Linked DNA regions of Homo sapiens: region 1 is linked to region 2. A link is an interaction called in ENCODE POLR2A ChIA-PET data of the cell type or tissue named here. Cell type or tissue: A673. All regions are shown on one strand. Links, peaks and the distances in the headings refer to the core of each region. The heading gives the core; the rest is flanking DNA. Region 1 overlaps UNC13A (unc-13 homolog A). Region 2 holds the start of SLC5A5 (solute carrier family 5 member 5).

Region 1 (7,102 bases), core at 4,193-6,692, 200 kb after region 2:
GGCATGGTGGCGCACGCCTGTAGTCCCAGCTACTTGGGAAGCTGAGGCAGGAGAATTGCTTGAATCTGGGAGGTAGAAGTTGCGGTGAGCTGAGATGGCACCACTGCACTCCAGCCTGGGCAATAGAGCAAGACTCCGTCCCTAAAAAAAAAAAGAAAAAAAAAAAGAAAAGAAAGAAAGGAAAGGGAGGGAAGAGCTCAGTGTGGGAGAAGATTGGGGGTGGGAGTAGAGAATTAATGGAGGAAAAAGATGTGGGGGACAAAAGCAAGGTGTGAGAGGTGTTGGCAATGGAAACTGAATACCTGTTGAGAAGAGCCAGGAGGGGGCGACATGGCTTTGAATCTCTTGGGGCTGTGAGATTATGTGAAATGTGAGAAGACTGGACCTCAGTGGGGTGCCTGACATATATTCAGGTTACACCTCCCACAAGCAGGTGGGGCTGGACAATCTCTGTCAACCCTCCAGCCAGGACCCAAGTGTCTCCCTGTACATTACTTTTGGTTGTTGTTGAGACAAGAATCTCACTCTGCTGCCCAGGCTGGAGTGCAGTGGCATGATCTTGGCTCACTGCAATCTCTGCCTCCTGGGTTCAAGTGATTCTCCTACCTCAGCCTCCCAAGTAGCTGAGACTATAGGCGCCTGCCACCACACCTGGCAAATTTTTGTATTTTTAGTAGAGACAAGGATTCACCATGTTGGCCAGGCTGGTCTTGAACTCCTGACCTCAGGTGATCCACCTGCTTCAGCCACCTAAAGTGCTGGGGTTATAGGTGTGAGCCACCGTGCCTCGCCCTCCACATGCATTTTGAGAGCCAGCTCTCTGGGTTGCTTTGTCCCAACTCACCCAGCCTTCTTTGAGGCTTCCCCAAACCCTGGGAGCATTTGACATTGCAGACTGAGCTGGACAATCAAGGGAGAGGTCTTGCTGACCTGTCGGGGCTGGTGGAGTCATCAGAGATTGTCTTTATCCTCGCCTTCTTCTTCTCCACCTCCTCAACTTCCCCTCTTCTTCTGGGGCAATCCTGGAGGGCTTCTTGTAGGAGGCCTCTCCCACCATCTGCCCAGCTCTTTCTTTCTAATCTTGTTCAATTGTGGGTAAAGGCACAGCTAGTTGGGAGCTTGGGGAGTTTGATGGGGACAGGGGATGCAGGGAGAGGGAGGGGCAGGGAATGCTCTCAGGGTCCAAATTTCCTTCCATTCTAGGGTTGCCTGTGCTCATCTGTCTGATGGCTTCTCTCTCTCCCTCTCATCCCTGCCTCCTCTTTCCTACCTCTCCTCCTCCCCTTGTCTCTGTCTCTGACATTGCTTCTATCTTTCTTTTTTAACATCTGTCTCTTTTGCTTTTTATCTTTGCCTGTCTCTCCTCTGTGTCTCTCTCCTTATGTCTCCATCTTGGTGTGTCTCTGAATCTCTCCGTATCTCTGCCTCCTCCTCCCCACATCTCTCCCCACCTCCCTTCCCTATCTCTGTCTCTCTCCACAGTCAAAAAAGCCAAGTTTGATGGTGCCCAAGGTAAGTGGCTTCTCTTGCTGTCCTGTCCCGTGTTGTCTGTCTGTCTGTCTGTCTCTTGGAGAGACTGGGAGGGGGTCCCAGCCCAGACTTAGAGTTGGGCTTTATGTCTTCTGAGCATCAGGAGAGGGGTCAGAAGATTAAATAGGGGGAGGGGCAGCCATTGGCCTGGGGTCCCTGCAGTTTGTATGGGGGTCCCCGGGTCTCCCCAGCCATCCTTGGAGAGTCTGTAAGGGGTGGGGCTTGCCCTGAGCCAGTGGCTCTTCCCAGGGTCCTAAGAGGTAGAATGGGGACTCTTAGATGGGGCTACAGGTGGGAAAAATGAGGCTCAGAGAGGCGAAAGGAGTTTCTTTCTTTTCTTCTTCTTCTTTTTTTTTTTTTTTTGAGACAGAGTCTCCTTCTGTTGCCCAGGCTGGAGTGCAGTGGCGTGATCTCGGCTCACTGCAACCTCTGCCTCTGGGTTCAAGCAATTCTCCTGCCTCAGCCTCCCAAGTAGCTGGGATTACAGGCGCCCTCTACCACGCCCGGCTAATTTTTTTATTTTTAGTAGAGATGGGGTTTCGCCATGTTGGCCAGGCTGGTCTCAAACTTCTGACCTTAAATGATCCGCCCGCCTCGGCCTCCCAAAGTGCTAGGATTGCAGGCGTGAGCTACCGTGCCCTGCCTTTTTATTATTATTATTTTTATTTAAAATTTTTATTTTTTGAGGCTGGAGTGCCGTGGTGCAATCATGTTTTACTACAGCCTCAACCTCCCAGGCTCAAGCAATCCTCCCACCTCAGCCTTCCAAGTAGCTGGGACCACAGGCGTGCACCACTGCACCCAGCTAATTATTTTTTTGTATTTTTTAGTAGAGATAGGGTTTTGCCAAGTTGCCCAGGCTGGTCTTGAACTGCTGGGCTCAAGCAATCCTCCCCCCTTGACCTCCCAAAGTGCTGGCATTATAGGCGCGAGCCACTGCACCCAGCCTGCAAAGGGGGTTTCTTACAGTCAATTTTGTTCCCCTTTTCTGGGACCTCAGTCTTTTTAGCTGAAAACCAATGGCATGGTCATTTCGAAGCAGCTGGATGAAGTATCCCAAAATTCCACGTCTCCCCACACTGAGGCCCCTCCCTTGTGCCCTGAGGGTGGGGTTGTGGGTTAGGGGGTGAGTGGCCCAGAAATTCCTGAGGGGATCACAGCAGATGGTCTAGAGCTTGGGAAGGGGCATTGGAGAGTCCCTGAGCCCCAGCGCTGACCCCTACTCTCACTGCCACAGAGAAATTCAACACGTACGTGACCCTGAAAGTGCAGAATGTCAAGAGCACGACCATCGCGGTGCGGGGCAGCCAGCCCAGCTGGGAGCAGGATTTCATGTTGTGAGTCTGCAGCGTCTGGCATGACCTCACTCCCTGGCATAGCCCAGCACCTCGCTGGCCCCTCAGGGCAGAGCTGGACACTGGGGAATCCCGGGTGACTCCCCTCTGTCCTCCCTCTTCCCCTGTCCACCTTATCACCTTCACCTCCAAAACACATCCCCAATCCAATCACTTCCCTTGGTCTCCGCAGCCACCAGCCAAGTCCCTGCTGCCCGCCAGCCTCCGCCCTGGCCTCCTGTGCCATCCACCTCCTACAATCTGTTCTCCTCCAGGCAGCCAGGGGGATATTTTTAAAACTGCAAATCACATCCTGTCGCTCCCATGTTCCAAACTTGTCCGTGGCTCATCGACCTCACAATAAAACCCACAGCCTTCCCCGTGATTCCCACCAGGTTCTCGCTCTATCTCCCTCACCTGCCCCAGCCACACCCACCTCTGCCCCTTTCTCCAACACTTCCCAGCTTGTTCTTGCCCCAGGGCCCTTGCACTTGCTCTCCTGTCCCCAGCTGGCTCTTCTCCTTCAGGTCTCAGCTTGTGTCACCTCCTCAGTGAAGCCCTCCCTGACCACTACCTCCAAGCTACAATTTCAGGGCATCATGCCTTCCCAGGCCTTGCCACCAATTTTGTTTGTTTGTTTGTTTGTTTTGAGGCAGAGCCTCACTCTGTTGCCCAGGCTGGAGTACAGTGGCATAATCTCGGCTCACTTCAACCTCCACCTCCCAGGTTCAAGTGATCCTCCTGCCTCAGCCTCCCAACTAGCTGGGATTACAAGCGTGTGCCACCACACCCGGCTAATTTTTGTGTTTTAAGTAGAGATGGTGTTTCACTATGGTGGCCAGGCTAGTCTCAAACTCCTGGACTCAGGTGATCCGCCCACCTCAGCCTCCCAAGGTGCTGGGATTATAGATGTGAGCCACCATGCCTGGCCAATGGAATTTTTTTCCTTTTTTTTTTGTTTTGTTTTGAGACAGAGCCTCACTCTGTGGCCCAGGCTGGAGTGTAGTGGTGCAATCTCGGCTCACTGCAACCTCTGCCTCCTGGGTTCAAGCTATTCTCCTGCCTTAGCCTCCCGAGTAGCTGGGACTACATGTGCGTGCCACCATGCCCGGCTAATTTTTGTGTATTTAGTAAAGACCGGGTTTCACCATGTTGGCCAGGCTGGTCTTGAACTTTTAACCTCAGGTGATCCACCCGCCTCGGCCTCCCAAAGTGCTGGGATTATAGGCATGAGCCAGGAGCCACCAATCCCAGCCAACAGATATATATATCAGATATATATATACTTTTTTTTTTTTTTTTGAGACTGAGTTTTGCTTTTGTTGCCCAGGCTGGAGTGCAATGGCGTGATCTCGGCTCACCGCAACCTCCGCCTCCTGGGTTCAAGCAATTCTCCTGCCTCAGCCTCCCGAGTAGCTGGAATTACAGACATGCACCACCACGCCCGGCTAATTTTGTATTTTTAGTGGAGATGGGGTTTCTCCATGTTGGTCAGGCTGGTCTTAAATTCCCAACCTCAGGTGATCCGCCCATCTCGGCCTCCCAAAGTGCTGGGATTACAGGCGTGAGCCACCGTGGTTGGCCATATTTTAAAAATATATTTCTTAAGATAAATCTTTGGTAAACTGTAAATTCAGTGAATCTCACATTTCACCAAGTTTCCTGCTCCCCCGAATTCACATATGTCTAGGGCGAGGCCTGCAGGGAAAGTGCTTTGAGGTGGGATCGTGTCCTCACATCATTAGATGGGGATGACACTGGGAAGGACAGAGGTGACCCGAATGTCCTTATCCTGTAGGTAAAGGGAGCTATGGAGGGTATTTGAGCCTCTTCCTCACTTACCCAGCATGGTCAGTGTTGGAGGGCCCAAGGAAGGGCTCAGAAAGATGAAGGTGCAGGCGATGTGTAACATCTGTCCCCACGCCATCCTTCCCGGCTTTGAATCCTGGTTCTTTTGTGATACCCCGAGCTCTTAACTTCCCCCACTGGCCTCAGTTTCCCCTCTATAAAATGAGAACCACCATGTTACCCTACCACCTAGGACACTCCCAGGCCTAGGTTTGAATTGCAGTATGCTGTGTGTTCTCAGGCGAATCAACTAAACTCCCTGGGCCCCCGTTTCCTCCCTCCTGCTCCCTCGACGCCCCCTCTCCTTTTTCTGCAGCGAGATTAACCGTCTGGATTTGGGACTGACGGTGGAGGTGTGGAATAAGGGTCTCATCTGGGACACAATGGTGGGCACTGTGTGGATCCCACTGAGGACCATCCGCCAGTCCAATGAGGTGAGTGGCGGGTGGCCTGAGGGTGAAGAAGGAGGAGTGCCTTGCAGAAGCCCAGAGACCAGTGGACTAAACAAGATGGGCATTTATCTCCTATCCCCTGACAACATCAATGTAGACACTTGGGATTGCCACGAACCTTCCAAAGTCACTAGAGCCTATACACCTTCCATCTTGCTCTGCCTCTCTCTCCATGTGGCTTCCACCTTGTGGCCCCAAATGGCTGCTTTAGGCTCACCATTGCATCTTCATTCCAACCACCGAAAGGTGCTGGTGGTGGGGGAGGGGGGTGGTTCATGCACATCTCATTGGCCAGAACTTAGACATGTGGCCAACACCTTGCTGCAAGGGATTCTGGGAAATGTAGTCCTAGGCTGGAAAATGTAGTCCTGGGCTGTGCTTCCCTAGGCACAGCTAAAAATGTATTACCTTGGAAGGAGAAAAGGGATAATATAGGCAATTAGCATTTTGTGTCCCAGATGGGCAGCAGCAGGAAGCTTACACCAACTCATAAGAAGGTGCTAGGTAACAACCCTGGCCCCTCAGCCTGTGCATCATTGTCAGCAGGTAGTAGTGATGTCTATTTTTTATTTAATTATTTATTTTTGAGACAGGGTCTCACTCTGTTGCCCAGGCTGGAGTGCATTGGCATGATCATGGCCCACTGCAGCCTCGACTTCCCAGGCTCAAGTGATCCTCCCACCTCAGCCTCCTGAGTAGCTGGGACTGCAGGTGCATGCCACCAGGCCCCCCTTATTTTTTTTGTATTTTTAATAGAGACAGGGTTTTGCCATGTTGCCCAGGCTGGTTTCGAACTCCTGGGCTCAAGCAATCCACCCACCTCAGCCTCCCAAAGTGCTGGTATTACAGGTGCGAGCCACCATGCCAGGCCGTGGTCATGTCTATTCATCTGTCCCCACAGCCCAATCCCTGGCCTCCTAACCTCAAGTCTCAACCTCTCCATGCTGACCCCAGGAAGGCCTTATTAGCTGGAGCTCTGATCTGTCCTCCCCTGTCCATCTGCCTTGGGAGGCCCTTCAGATGGCACCTGCCCACTAGCCTCATCTCCCCCCACACTCTAACCTCTACCCCTCCCAGATTCCACCCTCTGAACCTTTGCATAGTGTGTTCCCTGAGCTTCAAGTGTCCTCCTTTCCATCACCTTCTAAATTCCCATGTGCCCACCTCCAGGAAGCCCTCTCTGACTTCTCTCTAGATCCTTTAGCCCTCCTTCCTCCCTCTGGGCTATGACCTCATGGGGCTGGGGGTGCCTGTGTCCAGCCCTGTTTCCAAGGGCTATGGGCTCTCAGGAGCCAGGGTGATGATGGCTGGGCCTCTTGGGGACCCTGGCATCACCCAATATGAACCAGGCATAGAGGAGGGACTGGGGACTGTTTTTTGTTTGTTCGTTTTTGTCATTTTATTTTATTTTATTTTATTTTATTTTATTTTATTTTATTTTATTTTATTTTACTGTGAGATGGAGTCTCACTCTGTCACCCAGGCTGGAGTGCAATGGCACAATCTTGGCTCACTGCAACCTCTGCCTCCCTGGCTTAAGTGATTCTCCTGCCTCAACCTCCTGAGTAGCTGGGATTACAGGGGCCTGCCACCACACCCAACTAATTTTTGCATTTTTAGTAGAGATGGGGTTTCGCCATGTTGGCCAGGCTGGTCTTGAACTCCTGACCTCAAGTGATCCGCCCACCTTGGCCTCGCAAAGTGCTGGGATTACAGGTGTGAGTCACCGCACCTGGCCAGTGAGTGTTTGTTTTTGAATGAATGAATGCAGAGGGACGAAATGGTTGCAACAATCTAGGTAAGCGAGTCTAAAAGGAAGCCTTGGCTGGGCATGGTGGCTCACACCTGTAATCCCAGCACTTTGGGAGGCTGAGGCAGGTGGATTGCCTGAGCTCAGCAGACCAGCCTGGGCAACATGGTGAAACCCCGTCTCTACTC
Region 2 (10,123 bases), core at 4,508-7,007:
CAGACCTGAGCCAGCCAAAGGTAGCCCTCCCTGGGACCTCAGCCAGCCCCAGGATGAAGCAGGAGCTCACTTCCTGCTGGACTGGAAGCCAGAAGAGGTGGAAGCCTGGATCCAGCCATGCCTGAAGCTACCATACCTCTAGATTCTCAGCAATAAGCTTTTCAGATCATTTTTCACTATAAAGATGAGGACACTGGGTCCCAGCTGGGACAGAGGCTTCCTCAGGAGAAAGGGGCAAGCCCAGAGTCTCCCCACAAGAGACACAGTGGGCCCGATCCCCCGTATGGAGTGAGTTCCCAGGGCCACTCACCACAGCCGTGTAGAAGGTGCAGATAATTCCGGTGGACAGGAGCGACGCCCAGATGTCCAGCCCGGTCACTATGCAAAAAGAGGTCCCCCTGTTAGGCCCCTGGGCGGGGCGCAAACTTAGTCTTGGGTTCTCCTCTCCCTCCCTTTCTCTTCCCAGACATGCTTCCCTAATCTCCCAGAGTCACACCTTGGTTCAGGATGAGGGCCGGTGCGTAGATTACGATGCCGGTGTACAGCATCTGTAGACAGAGTGTGGGGCGGGTGAGCAGGGAGGGCGTCTGGGCGAGTTGGGGATGGGGAGAGGAGGCAGAAGGGTGGTCCCAGAATATGGGCGGGGCAGATAGGCCGGGTCTTCCAGAGTGCAGGCGGGGTCAGGCCGGCTGTGGTGTGGGAGGGGACTGATGGGGGCGGGGTCAGAACGGGAGCATGGGGGGCGGGGTCTGGGCGGGGTCTTGAATGGTGGGGGCCGGGCTAGTGAAGGCTGACGCTCTCGGGGCCCTGAGCGGAGGGCGGGGCCGAGGCCACTCACCGTGGCTACAATGTACTGCAAAGTCCCGCAGAGCCGCACTGCGCGGCTGAAGCGCATCTCCAGGTACTGCAAGGAGGGACTCGAGGTCACCTGGACAGTCCTTACCCAGGAGCCGAGGCCTCTCGGGTCCCTGGTCTGCTCTCTAGGTGGGCCCCTCCCTCCGGAAGCCAACCGCGCCCGCCAGATTCTTGCACGTGGGGGCCCCGCCGCACGCACACACCCGTGCACAGGTGCCATCCCGTGCCTGTGCGTACCCCGTGGACCTGGAGGACTGGTCCATGCGTGTGCACGCGCCCTCCCACTTGCGCCTGACGGGCGCGGGCTCCTGGAGCAGCCACCGCTCAGCAGACACCGACGTGGCCCGCAAGCGCACAGTGTAGACAGTGCCCCGGGCCAATGGTGTTGGCCGCCTAGGATATACCTGTCACGATTTTTTTGGGGGGGAGGGGGGACGGAGTCTCGCTCTGTCGCCCAGGCTAGGGTGCACTGGCACGATCTCGGCTCACTGCAACCTCCGCCTCCCAGGTTCAAGCAATTCTTCTGCCTCAGCCTCCTGAGTAGCTGGGATTACAGGCGCGCGCGACCATGCCCGGCTAATTTTTGTATTTTTAGTAAAGACGGGGTTTCACCATGTTAGCCAGGCTGGTCTTGAACTCCTGACCTCGTGATCCACCCACCTCGGCCTCCCAAAGTGCTGGGATTACAGGCGTGAGCCACTGCGCCCTGCCACAATATTTTTTTTTCCTTTGAGACAAGAGTCTCGCTCTGTCGCCCAGGCTGGAGTGCAGTGACGCGATATCGGCTCACTGCAACCTCCCGGGTTCAAGCAATTCTCCTGTCTTAGCCTCCCAAGTAGCTGGGATTACAGGTGCCCACCACCACATCCGGCTAATTTTTGTATTTTTAGTAGAGACGGGGTTTCGCCATGTTGGCCAGGCTGGTCTTGAACTCCTGACCTCAGGTGATCTGCATGCTTTGGCCTCCCAAAGTGCTGGGATTACAGGCGTGAGCCACCGCACCGGGCCCCGGTCACGATTTTAATCGCTTTACCCTCTCCCCTGGAGGGAGGTCCTGTAATTCGCCCATTGGACAGCTGGGAAACCCAAACAGAGAGGCACGCCCCTTGCCCAAGATACAAGAAAGCAGTGAAGCCAGGTTTCGAACCCCGGAGCCGTCAGCAGTCCCCTCTAGCGCGCACACGTGGGTCTGCACGCCCGGGCAGGTGGGGGGCAGGTGTGTGTCCACCCGTGAGGACACACCTGGTCGAGCCGGGCCCCGCCCCGCGCGCGCTTCCACCGAAGGAGCAGGACGCCAGGCTCTCTCTTCCTCCTTCCTGCCCCTCGCCGGGCGCCTGGGGCCTCTTCCTAGAACCCTCCCCACGTGTCTGCCTAGGGGCCCCTTCCGTTAAAGCACCGAGGTGCCATCCGCGTCCTCCTGTACAGCGGCCCAAAGCCCCAGCGCCTCCCCCACACGGGGTCCCAGCACTGCCAGTGGGGCAGGTCCTACCCCCGGGCCTCTGTCCGGTACCTCGTAGGTGCTGGTGAGGCCCAGGCGGTAGAAGACGGGCATGAAGAGCAGGGCGGTGAGGACCGAGTTCAGAAGCTGGCCCAGGCACATCCAGAGGAACTTGAGGCCATAGCGATAGGCCTCCGACGGCACGCCCAGCACCTGCACGGCCGACATGAAGCTGGCAGACAGCGACAGGCCCACGGGCAGGGCCGCCAGGCGCCGGCCCCCGGTGAAGAAGTCCTCAGCGCTGCGCTGCCCGCCCCGAGCCAGCCCGACCCACAGCCCGATGCCAGTGGACACCAGGAGCATGAGGGCAAAGACCCCGTAGTCCCAGGCTCCGAAGGTGGGCCGTTCCCCGGTCTCCACGGCCTCCATGAGGGCGGGTGCGGAGGCCCAGCGCGTCCTCGGACGCCCTGCGTGCTCAAGCGGGGGAAGCTGGCAGGGGCCGAGGAGGCAGGACGGGGAGGGCGGGTGGGAGGATGCTCGGCAGCCTGTCCCCGCTCCGTCTGGGGTGGGAAGCGGCGAGAGGGGCCGGGGCTCCCTGGGTTAGGAATCTATGGGCTGTCGATGTCCGTGTCGGCCTCCCTGTCCCCGCTGTCTGTCTCTGCGTCCGCCCCTGCTGTCTGTCTGTCCTGCCACCTCCCCTCTCACTCTGGGTTCCGCTGTCCCATGCAGCCGGCTGTCTGTCCCTCTCCCTGGGCGCTGTGCTCAGCGCTGACAGCTGGAGGTCGCCTTGGGGCTTACGGGAGCAGCTCGTGATTGTGGGTTGCAGATTTATTGGGCTCCCGGGTCACCGCGACTCCGCCTCCAGACCTAGGGGCGGGCAGGACCCGCACCCTTTCAGCCCTGGACTGGGACAGACAGGCCAGGACAGGCTATCTGGGTGGCTGCAGGGGGTGGTATCGGGGAGGGCTCCCAAATGCCCCTCCATCCCCATGCACCCACCCATCCCCATGCACTGTGATCCCCTGATCACAGCTGTCACTGTCTGCTGTTGACAGGTGGGGAAATTGAGGCTCAGAGAGGGCATGTCACTATCCAAGCCTGCACAGCCTGCTTCAGCACTCAAAGCCGTATTGTGCTTGAATACCTTGAGCTATGGGGAGCTCACTTTCATGCAGGACTGGGGTTCACTTTCAGGGTTTCAGGGGACCCATAAAGAAAACTTACCTGGCTTTACCACCCCCAAACTGGCATGTGGGCCTACCCCCTTTCTCTAGAGCCTTAGGGGGTGGGCATCACTGAACCCCGCTCTTGGGCTAAGCTGGGTGGGAGACATTCAGAGCTCAAGTTCTGAGTGGGTACATACTTGGGGAAGACTTTGCTCCTCCCTGGGCCTTAGTTTCCCCATCTGTAACAAGGATAAAATAGACCCTGCCTCAGAGGAATAAATGGGACGTGGTAACGAAAGCCTGGTACATGATAAGTGCCTCATTCATTTATTCCTTTATTCATTTGTCACTTCATTCATTCATTCATTGGTTCCTTTGCAGATATGCACTGAGAGTTGGCCCTGTGCCAGGCATAAATGGCTCACTGAGGTGGTGCGAGGGGCCTTTAAGGTTATGAACCCGAATAAGCGGAGACCATGACCACCAGGGAGGTAGAGTCTGGCTTGTCCCTATCATATAGATGAGGAAACCAAGGTTGGGTGTGGGAGAAAGTCTACTGGGGGGGTCACGCTTCCATGAGGACCAACGAGCTGTCATCTCAGGGCCCTTCTCTGGGGGACCCAGGAGGACTTTGACCTCTGGAGGTTCTGGTCTCTGGGTTCAAGTCTCAGCTCAGCCTCCAACTTTCTGGGCAATCACGCATCTCAAACTTGGTTCCCTTCTCCATAAGCTGGTGGAATCTGAAATCCTGGGGGTTGAAAGAAACAGCGTCAGAGGCCGGGCATGATGGCTTATGCCTGTAATCCCAGCACTTTGGGAGGCTGAAGTGGGAGGATCATTTGAGTCCCAGAATTCGAGACTACCCTGAGCAACATAGTGAGATCTTGTCTGTATGAAAAATACAAATATTAGCGAGGCGTGGTGGCACATGCCTGTAATCCCAGCTACTCAGGAGGCTGAAGTGGGAGGATCGCTTGAGCGTGGAAGTTCGAGGCTGCAATGAGCTGTGGTCGAGAACTGCACAGCACTCCAGCCTGGGCAGCACAGCAAGACCCCGTCTCCAAAAAAAAAAAAAAAAAAAAAAAAAGGGCTTTTGAGCGCTTCTCGCCAGCCTCTGCTGCTCCCTGGTGGCCTCCTCTGGCCTACCCTCTGCCCTGGCCGCTCCAGCTGGGTCCAGCGTTTCTCAACGCGTCCCCACGTAACCCCCGGACAGTCCTCTTGCTCCCTCTCTGCTGTGCAGGGTGGACCTGTCCCTCCCCCGGGGCTGTGACACTGCGGCGGCTACGCGGGCACCTGTTGCCGGCTGGAGCGTACCTCCTGCCCTCGCCAGGAGAGTGGGTTAGGCACCTAGTTCTTTCTCCTTCCACCCTGGTCAGGCATCCTCCTGGAAACCCCGTTGGAAAAGGGGAGATCCGGCCGGGTGCGGTGTCTCACTCCTGTAATCCCAGCACTTTGGGGGGCCGAGGCGGACGGGTCTCTTGAGATCCGTTCAAGACCAGTCTGGCCAACATGGTGAAACCCCGTCTCTACTAAAAATACAAGAATTAGCCGGGCGTGGTGGCGGCCGCCTGTAATCCCAGCTACTTGGGAGGCTGAGGCGGGAGAATCGCTTGAGCCCGGGAGGTGGAGGTTGCAGTGAGCCGAGATCGCGCCACTTCACTCCAGCCTGGGCGACAGAGAGAGATTCCGTCTCAAAAAATAAATAAATAAACAAATAAATAAATAAAAATCAAGGCTGGGCGCGGTGGCTCACGCCTGTAATCCTAGCACTTTGGGGGGCCGACGCGGGCGGATCACGAGGTCAGGAAATCGAGACCATCCAGGCCAACGTGGTGAAACCCCGTCTCTACTAAAAATACAAAAATTAGCCGGGCGTGATGGCACGCGCCTGTAGTCCCAGCTACTCGGGAGACTGAGGCAGGAGAATCGCTTGAACCCGGGAGGCGGAGGTTGCAGTGAGCCGAGATCGTGCCACTGCACTCCAGCCTGGCGACAGAGCGAGACTGTCTCAATCAATCAATCAATCAATCAATGGGAGATCCGAGCGGGATCCCCTACTTGCAAAGCCCTGCCGACCAATGTAAACATATGCAAATTGTGCAAATACATGTAAATGGACCCCTTCTCTCCAGGGAAGTTCTGGGAAGGCATAGCTTCTCTTCTTCCCACCGTGGGGTCCAGGCTGCGGCCAGAGGCCTGGGCTGAGGCCGGTTCATTGAGTGCATACTGTGTGCAGGGCCCTCCGGCAGGTGCTGGGGACACAGCATGATCCAGGTGGACCCACCCCAGGGTGGTGATGGCCCTGACCTCACCAGCAGATAAATACTGATTTCAGCTGGGCACTGTGGCTCACACTTATAATCCCAGCACTTTGGGAGGCTGAGGTGGGAGGATCGCCAGAGCCCGGGAGGTCAAGGCTGCAGTGAGCAGTGATCACACCAGTGAATTCCAGCCTGGATACAGGTTGAGCAGAGACAGACAATCACGGGGTATCTTCTGGGCCTCCGGAAGGGGTGTGGATTTTGTTCTGAGGGTGCTGGGGAACTGTAGGAGAGTTTGGAGCAGGTGAGGAGTCTGATGAGATTTCTAGATTCTGAAAAATGGGTCATATCCAAGTGGCGGGAGTGGGGTGGCTGCCGAGTGGGGGGAGGGGGGTGGATTTGGAAAGCACTTTGGAATTCCTAAGGAGGCCTGGAGTGAAGGCCCCTGCAGAGTGTGCAGGACCATCTCCTGCCCTAGCGGAGGGAATTGTGAGCCTGGAGAGGAAAAGCAGCAGAGTGGGGAGAATCAGGTCACACCTTCCTTGACTGTGATTCCAATGACAGAAGCGGGCAGCAGGACCCCAGGATGTGAGTTAGGAAGGGCCCAAGGCCGCGGCAGACAATGTGAGCAGAATGTGCAGGAATGGGAGAGTGGTGGCAGTGTCGGGGCGCTGTCCCCTGCCCCTTGGTTCCCTGGGAGATGCAGCAGGGGTTGGGGTGAGAAGTTGTGAGCTGCTGTGACTGCAGCACGACCTGCTGGGTGGCCCTGGACATCAATTCCCCTTCTGTGAGCTAGGAGTGACAGTGGGATTTGAACCCACGCCATGGGGAGCCAGAATCTGTCCTTGAACTTCAACTCTGCACTCAACAAGTGCAAAAAGGCCAGTTTCGGTGGCTCATGCCTGTAATCTCAGCACTTTGGGAGGCCAAGCCAGGAAGATGGCTGGAGGCTAGGAGTTGGAGACCAGCCTGAACAATATAGTGAGACCCCAACTCTACAATTTTGTTTGTTTGTTTGTTTGTTGTATTTTTAGTAGAGAAGGGGTTTCACCATGTTGGCCAGGCTGGTCTCGAACTCCTGACCTCACATGATCCACCCACCTCTGCCTCCCAAAGTGCTAGGACTACAGGTGTGAGCCACCATGCCCAGCCAAAAATTTTTAAAAGTTAGCCGAGTTTGGTGGTGTGCACCTGTGGTCCCAGCTACTTAGGAGGCTGAAGCAGAAGGATTGGTTGAGCTGGGGAGGTTGAGGCTGCAGTGAGCGGTGATTGCGCCACTGCACTTTAGCCTGGGCGACAGAAGAAGACCCTGTCTCTAAAAAAATAAATAAATGCAAACTATTCTTCCTTGTTGCTGCTGCTGTCTGTAAGATTCCACAATTCGACTGGGCACGGTGCTCACGCTTGTAATCCCAACACTTTTGGAGGCCCAGGCAGGTGGATCATCTGAAGTCAGGAGTTCAAGCCCACCCTGGCCAACATGAAGAAACCCCGTGTCTACTAAAAACACAAAAAACTAGCCAGGCATGGTGGCAGGCATGTGTAATCCCAGCTACTCGGGAGGCTGAAGCAGGAGAATCGCTTGAACCCAAGAGGCAGAGGTTGCAGTAAGCTAAGATCATGCCATTGCACTCCAACCTGGGCAGCAAGAGTGAAACTCCATCTCAAAAAAAAAAAAAAAAAAAAAAAGATTCCATAATTCTAAGTCCTGAGACTCAACTGTGAGTCTCAGATTCTGTGATTCTCATATAGTCTCTCTTGGTTGCAGGAACTGGGGCTGGGGTCTCTTGGGGTCCCTACTCGTCTGTCCTGCTTTGGCACTGCCTTTGTCCCCACTGGTTCTGACTCAGGAGCAGAAGTGCAGGGCGGGTCAGGGAGGGGAGGCTTTGAATGTCGCTCCCCCAGGGATCACGGCCCTACTGAGGTGACACCTGGCACCTTGACAAGCCCAGGAACGAGACCCAGGAGCGCCTCAGCACCTGAGGAGGTGGGAGGAGTTCCTGGATTCCTGCCCTTGCTTATCCTTGGGTTAACTGGGTGAGCCCGGGTAGGACCTGTCCTGCTCCAGACCCCAGCGGACATCCAGGTTCTCGCTGGCCAGCCTCTGCCTTATTGGCCCCACTCACAGCCACGTGAAAGGATCCATTTCTGCCCAGACCCAGGGCTTTTGCTCTGGTTGGTCTTGTACCTTCTCTCAACAGCCAGGGGCAGTTCTTTTTGTTTGCTTATTTTTTCTATTTGTTTTTCTGAGACAGGGGCTCGCTCTGTTGCCCAGGCTGGAGTGCAGTGGAGAGGTTACGGCTCACTGCAACTTCAACCTTCTGGGCTCAAGTGATCCTCCTGCCTCAGACTCCCAAGTAGCTGGGACTATGGGCACACCACCACCACGCCCAGCCTCTGCATGGGGTTGTGACTGTTCCTCTCCCTCCTGAGAAAGAACCAGGGTCTGTCTATTCCTTCAATCACCCACACCGGAATTAACGCAGGCCCCTGCACAAAGTAGGGACTCAAGGACAATTGAGGCTGCAACAAAGGGATGGTGTGTGTGGGGTGGGGGTGGGCGCGTGGAGTTTGGGTAGAGGATTTGACATGACAGATGGGAGGATGTGTAAATGGATGGATGGGTGGGTGGATAGATGGATGGATGGATAAATGGATGTATGTATCGACTGGTGGGTGGTTGAATGGGTGAATGGATGGATGGATGGATAGATGGGTGGGTGGGTTGATGGGCAGGTGGGTGGATGGGTGGGTGGGTAGATGGATGGATGGATAGATGGGTGGATGGATGGATGGGTGAGTTGATGGATGGGTGGGTGGGTGGATAGCTGGATGGATGGCTGGATGGTTGGGTGGATGGATGGATGGGTAGGTGGATGAGTGGAAGGATGAATGGATGGGGTGGGTGGATTGAGTGGACGAATGGATGGACAGGTAGCTGGTTGGATGGTGGAGGAATCTGACTGAATGGAAGGATGGGGTTTGGCAGGGGGTGGGGGAATTCGGTGGTAGAGGGGCTTCTGGGCACATTTATGAGAGGCTGAGTGTGCCAAGGTAGGTGAATAGGTGCAGGCTAGTGATCTGGGAGCACATTCATCCTGTCAATGGCCCCTCAATAATGGGATTGGCCTCCATGTCTCAGCTGGTTGGGGCAGAGCTCTCCCAAGTGGTTCCCAGGCTGCTGCCACGTGGTTGAAGCCCTGGAGGGGCTCCAAGGCACAGGGAGGGGACTGAGGTGGAGATGAGGGTATGCAGTGGGCTTTGGTGGGGCCGTGAGCCTTCCACTCTCCTGATCTCTCATCCTCCAACTCACCTAATATCACCTCGCCTGCCCTGCAGCCTGGAGGGATCACCGCCCTCACTTTATACAGGAAGAAATGGCTCAGAGAGGGCAGGGACTTCCAGGCAGTTACGGCCTGAGTCCACAGTGCCACGCCCTGCTTCAGGCCCAGCTCAAGGTAAGGTAAGGTCACATCTAACAGAGCAGCTCCATTACAGCCTAAGCAGGACTCATGTCTCCTCCCCGTGTTCTAATCAAGGGGGTAGAAGGGTCAAGCCTCAGGGACGGGGGCAGCACTGCACAGGGTCAAGTACCGGAGATCCTTCTCCCTCACTGCTCCTGTGTGTTGCTTCTTCATAGTCCAAAATGACTGCTGCAGCACTGGCCATCATGTCCACACCAGCCAGAGGCGTTCTTTCTCAGAAATGGCACATCAGTACTGTATTTTTGTTTTGTTTGGTCTCGTCTTGTTTCCAGGCTGGAGTACAGTGGCATGATCATGGTTCACTGCAGCCTCAACCTCCAGGCTCAAGTGATTCTCACACCTCAGGCCCCCGTGTAGCTGGGACTACAGGTGTGCACCGCAACACCCAGCTAATGTTACTTGGTAAAGACAGGGTCTCACTATGTCTACCAGTCTGGTCTCAAACTCCTGGCCTCAAGTGATCCTCCTACCTCAGCCTCCCAAAGTGCTGAGATGACAGCCATGAGCCACACCTGGCCATAGCTATGGAGGTTAGGAAATGTATTTTCTTTTCTGGGTGGCACTTAAGTATGAAGATTCCCTTATGGAGAAAGGAGAGTTTGTACTAGAAACCACAAGATGAATGAAATTCAGGCAAAATTTTAAGATTTCCAGCTAGCACCCCCCATCCAATATACTCTAAGGAACATCAAAAGATATCCTGGGCTAGGCGGGGTGGCTCACACCTGTAATCCCAGCACTTTGGGAGGCCAAAGCAGGTGGCATGAGGTCGAGTTCCAGACTAGCCCGGCCCACATGGTGAAACCCCGTCTGTACTAAAAATACAAAAAATTTGCCAGGCGTGGTGGCAGGCACCTGTAATTCTAGCTACTCTGGAGGCTGAGGCAGGAGAATCCCTTGAACCTGGGAGGCAGAGGT

Evidence for each region. Peaks named below come from ENCODE experiments on the same cell type or tissue, not always from the same donor. Only the 100,000 strongest peaks of a DNase experiment are listed, where the experiment ranks them.
Region 1: POLR2A ChIA-PET joins it to region 2 with 5 read pairs; 5 of 35 experiments call an interaction of 5 or more read pairs at or near these places.

The regions. Positions count from the first base shown.
Region 1 is chr19:17,670,422-17,677,523 of GRCh38, reverse strand. UNC13A (unc-13 homolog A) reads left to right here. Exons shown (of 44, transcript NM_001080421.3): 2 at 1,483-1,512; 3 at 2,768-2,867; 4 at 5,029-5,146. Among named protein-coding and RNA genes, the nearest start is that of UNC13A, 14 kb to the left of the region's middle. RefSeq lists enhancers at 372-441, 5,529-5,588. In A673, for the core only: no CTCF peak of the experiment used is centred there; a DNase peak (open chromatin) is centred at 5,483.
Region 2 is chr19:17,864,919-17,875,041 of GRCh38, reverse strand. SLC5A5 (solute carrier family 5 member 5) reads right to left here and starts at 3,097. Exons shown (of 15, transcript NM_000453.3): 1 at 2,366-3,097; 2 at 839-904; 3 at 497-548; 4 at 311-378. The coding sequence starts at 2,722. RefSeq lists a silencer at 633-762 and enhancers at 555-1,327, 4,975-5,628, 5,629-6,282, 10,027-10,123. In A673, for the core only: a CTCF peak has its summit at 4,588 (motif pointing left); no DNase peak of the experiment used is centred there; H3K27me3 peaks cover 2,094 bases.